Regions from separate parts of the Homo sapiens genome. Here region 2 is linked to region 1. A link is an interaction called in ENCODE POLR2A ChIA-PET data of the cell type or tissue named here. Cell type or tissue: GM12878. All regions are shown on one strand.

Region 1 (2,500 bases):
AAGTGCTAGGATTACAGGCATGAGCTACCACGCCCGGCCTCATAATGATTTTATATATTTTACGTTAATAAAACACCTAAGGATTTGCTAATTAGCTACTGAAAATAATTTAGGATACTTCTGGATAAATATTACAAGTTGGATTATTTTTCTTTTAGTTTCTCATTTTTGCTGGGACTCATGCTGTTACATGTTAAGGTCATATTAGACTGAAAAATAAAGGAATGAGGGCAGTGATACGCCCACAGTTAATGTAATGACCTTTTTCAGCATTTAAAAATATTTTTCCTGATTCTTGCCCATGACCCAAACATTTTTTTTTCTTTTTAAAAGGAATTTTAGGCATAGAACATTATAGATGAGCTCCTGAAGTGGGGGGAAAAATATGATATCTTTTGTAAATTAAAAAAATTTTAATTAAATCTCAGATAAGTTTTTCTTTTTAGATATGGAGCTTACTGCTTCATAGCTTTCTTGCATTTATTCTGTAATCAGGATGAAGCTTTCTTCCCAATGAAGCTTATGTCTGTGTTTTGGTTAGGGTAGTGGTGGTGTTTTAACTATTTTCTTGGGAGACTATGAAGTTTTAAAATTTCTGAATATGAATATAGAAAATAACCCAAAGTATAGAGTATAAGACACCTTTACAAGCATCCAGTTAAAACCTGTCATTGATGAGGAAACAGGGCCGGAGTTGAATATGTTATCACATATTCAGTTACTACCAGAGATTAGAATTTTGGTCTCTGTTAAGAAGAAAACAACAATTCTAATAAGTTTTAATTTGTGTTTTGGGGCAATAAAATTTCTCTCTTGGAACCTTTTGTCCTACTTTAAAAATGTTTGTTGTGGCCTGGGCAACATAGTGAGACCCTGTCTACAAATTTTTTTTTTTTTTTGAGATGGAGTCTGGCTCTGTTGCCCAGGCTGGAGTGCAGTGGTGCTATCTTGGCTCACCACAACCTCTGCCTCCCGGGTTCAAGCGATTCTCCCGCCTCAGCCTCCCGAGTAGCTGGGACTACAGGCGCCCACTATGCCCAGCTAATTTTTGTATTTTTAGTAGAGACGGGGTTTCATTATGTAGGCCAGGCTGGTCTCAAACTCCTGACCTCGTGATTCGCCCACCTCAGCCTCCCAAAGTGCTGGGATTACAGGCGTGAGCCACCACGCCCAGCCTACAACATATTTTTAAAAATCAGCCAGGCATGGTGGCACATGCTTTTAGTCTCAGCTACTCAGGAGGCAGAGGTGGGTGGTTCACTTGAGTACAGGAAGTCAAGGCTGCAGTGAGCTATGATCATGCCACCACTGTATTCCAGCCTGGGCAACAAAGCAAGACCCTGTCTCAAAAAAAAAAAAAAAAAGTTCATTTAGGATTGTAAGTAATGATTAAGTCAATTAAGCAAAGATACATTATATGTCCATAGAAAAGAATTACTTTCAGAATACATTGGTTAGAAGTTTTCTAAGCAGCCTGGGCACAGTGGCTTACTCTTGTAATCCCAGCACTTTTTTTTTTTTGAGACAGACTTTAGCTCTTCTTGCCCAGGCTGGAGTGCAGTGGTGCGATCTCAGCTCACTGCAACCTCCGCCTCCCGGGTTCAAATGATTCTCCTGACTCAGCCTCCCAAATAGCTGGGATTACAGGCATGCACCACCATGCCTCACTAATTTTGTGTTTTTAGTAGAAATGGGGTTTCTCCATGTTGGTCAGGCTGGTCTCGAACTACCGACCTCAGGTGATCTGCCCACCTCGGCCTCCCAAAGTGCTGAGATTACAGGCATGAGCCACCATGCCCGGCCAATCCCAGCACTTTAGGAGGCTGAGGCGGGTGGATCACCTGAGGTCAGGAGTATGAGACCAGCCTGGCCAACATGGCGAAACCCTGTCTCTACTAAAAATACAAAATTAGCTGAGCGTGGTGGAGGGCACCTGTAATCCCAGCTACTCAGGAGGCTGAAACAGGAGAATTGCTTGAACCCAGGAGGCAGAAGTTGCAGTGAGCCGAGATTGCACCATTGCACTCCAGCCTGGGTGACAAGAGCAAAACTCCATCTCAAAAAAAAAATTGGGTCACAGTTTGGGATTTGCTATCCAGACATCTTGTACTCTACCTCTTTTAAAATAGCTAAGTATACTACCAAAAGCTAGATTCTATAGCAGAGCATGCTTCATCTTCATGAAAAAACAATCGTACGTGGGCCATAATATACATATAATGGAATATTAGCCTTAAAAAGGAAAGATATTCTGACACATGCTAGCTACAACATGGAAGAACCTTGAGGACATTATGCTAAGTGAAACAGACCGGTCACAAAAAGACAAATCCTGTATGATTGTACTTATATGAGTTGTCTAGAGTTGTTATATTCATCGAAATGACAGTAGATGGTGATTGCCAGGAGTAAGGGTTAAGAGAAATGGTGGGTAATGGGTATGGAGTTAAAATTTTATGGCTAGGCACAGTGGCTCACACCTGTAATCCCAGCACTTTGG
Region 2 (2,500 bases), 66 kb before region 1:
TGGGACTACAGGCACCCGCCACCACGCCCAGTTAATTTTGTTTTTGTATTTTTAGTAGAGACGGGGTTTCACCATGTTAGCCAGGATGGGCTCTGTCTTCTGACTTCGTGATCCGCCTGCCTCAGACTCCCAAAATGCTGGGATTACAGGTATGAGCCACCGCGCCCAGCCTAAAATTTTATTTTTAAAGTATATATTTAAGGGGCACAATGTACGTTTACAATATGTAATGATTAAATCAGGCTAGTTGATGAATTCAGTACCTCACACACTTATCTTTTTTTGAGGTAAAACATTTGAAATCTACTTCTTCGGCAATTTTGAAATATGCAATGCGACCCAGTGCAGTGGCTCACCCCTGTAATTCTAACACTTTGGGAGGCCAAGTCAGGTGGATCACTTGAGGTCAGAGTTCAAGATCAGCCTAGCCAACATGGCAAAAATCCCGTCTCTACTAAAAATACAAAAATTAGCCAGGCATGGTGTTGCTCATCTGTAGTCCCAGCTACTTGGGGAGCTGAGGCAGGAGAGTCGCTTGAACCGGGGAGGTGGAGGTTGCAGTGAGCTGAGATTGCACCACTGCACTCCGGCATGGGCAACAAAATGAAACCATGTCTCAGAAAAGGAAAAAGAGAAAAAAATATATATATACAATGCATTTTTATTTATTATAGTCACCATTCTGTCCAATATATCACTTAAGTTTATGTCTCCTGTGTAACTGAAACTTTGTACTTGCTATGGTTTGAATGTTCCCTCCAAAAGTGGTGTTGAAATTTAATTGCCATTGTGACAGTATTATAAGGTGGGACCTTTAAGAGGTGATTAGGTCATAAGAGTAGAGGCCTCTTGAATTGATTCATGATGTTTTCACAGGAAGGGGTTAGTTATCTTGGGAGTGAGGAGGATGAAGTTCGGCCCTGTTTCCCTTTCTGTCTCTTGCACTTACTTGCCATTCCACCTTCTGCCACCTGATGACACAGCACAAAGGTCGTCTCAAGGTGCTGGTGGTATGCCATTGGACTTCCCAGCCTCCAGAGCTATGAGCCAAATACATTTCTGTTCATTGTAAATTACTAGTCTGTAGTATTCTGTTATAGCAACATAAAACAGACTAAGTATTATTTGATCATGTCTACTTTTTTTCTTTTCCTGCCTGTGCCCATAATAATCTTTTAAAAGAAAATAAAATGAGCCACATCTGGCATAGTCAACTTGGACTATACAGAATTCCTAGCTCCCCAACTCCCTTGGTCCCTTAAAGACCCTTACTGCTTCCCTCCCCACTTCCATTCCCCTAACTCCTCATGGCTCCTGGCCCAGAAGCAGATTTGAGGAGAAGTCTGTGTGGGTCCTTTCTCCCCTTAAATTAATGCAAGATAACATTGTGCTTTGCCAATTCAGAGAAAAGCAAGAGGTCTGAGGCACTGTTAACATTGTATCAGGTGATGCTAACCAGCATCACCAGAGTTATCTGCTTATTTACCCGCCTCCTGCCTGCAGAGGTCAGAGGTTGCCTGAATATGGCATTATGTCGTCTTTGAAAGTGAAGCTCCCACTCTGCAGCTCCTGGGAAGCATAAATCCTAGGTTGGTTCAGCAAGATTTGATGACCATACTTTCAGTATGGTTGTTTGGCTAGCGTTATACATACAGGAGCCTTGGAGTATGAAGGGACCTGGGAAAGCTTTTCCTTCTCGTACCCCTCAAAAGATTTTCCTACTGGTCTGGTCCATCTTTGGTGGCAAAACTTCCACCATTGGCTGTTCATGCCATTGGGCTCCCAGATTGCTTTCTATTAAAACTGCAAAATGCATGGTAAGCTGTGGTCAGCTTGGATACCTCCACCCCTAGAGCTGTATATTGCACACGTTAAGTGCTCACACAATGTTTGTTGGATTGAACCAATGACTTAGCATAAAATGCTTCAACAGATGACGTTCTAATCTGACATCTGGCCAGAAACACTTCTAGAACTGAGTTATGTTTAGGCACTGTGGTATAATACAAAAATATATTTGGTCTTTGTCTCTGGTTCCTGGTACACAGCTCCTACATCCCTGGGAATTTTCTGAATGGTAGGAATATCTTTTGTTATTCATAATAAGCCCCTTTCCATTATACCTCAGTTTATGTTAGTGGGGTGTCTTTTGGTTGGAATCCTAGATAGCCTCAGGGTATGGCTGGTCACCAAAAAGACCACACTGGAACTTTCAGTACCACCTACTGACCAGCCCCTCGAAAGGGGCTGGGGGTGCAATGCTGGAGACTAAGCTCTATGAAAACTCTTGAACAATGAGATTTGAGGAGCATCTGGGTTGGTGAACACTTGGAAGAACTAGGAAGGTGGTGCTCCCAGAGAGAGCATGGAAGCTCTGTCTAGCCCCACCATACCTTGCCCTCTGCATCTCTTCATCTAGCTGTTTCTGACTTGTGTCTTTATAGTAAACTGGTAAACATAAGGAAAGTGTTTCCCTGCATTCTGTGAGCTTTCTAGCAAA

The links. Peaks named below come from ENCODE experiments on the same cell type or tissue, not always from the same donor. Only the 100,000 strongest peaks of a DNase experiment are listed, where the experiment ranks them.
Region 2: POLR2A ChIA-PET joins it to region 1 with 6 read pairs; 11 of 35 experiments call an interaction of 5 or more read pairs at or near these places.

Annotation. Positions count from the first base shown.
Region 1 is chr16:53,143,648-53,146,147 of GRCh38, forward strand. The region is part of intron 1 of CHD9 (chromodomain helicase DNA binding protein 9); the gene reads left to right. Among named protein-coding and RNA genes, the nearest start is that of CHD9, 90 kb to the left of the region's middle. In GM12878, no CTCF peak of the experiment used is centred here; no DNase peak of the experiment used is centred here.
Region 2 is chr16:53,077,456-53,079,955 of GRCh38, forward strand. The region is part of intron 1 of CHD9 (chromodomain helicase DNA binding protein 9); the gene reads left to right. Among named protein-coding and RNA genes, the nearest start is that of CHD9, 24 kb to the left of the region's middle. In GM12878, no CTCF peak of the experiment used is centred here; no DNase peak of the experiment used is centred here; H3K27ac peaks cover 348 bases.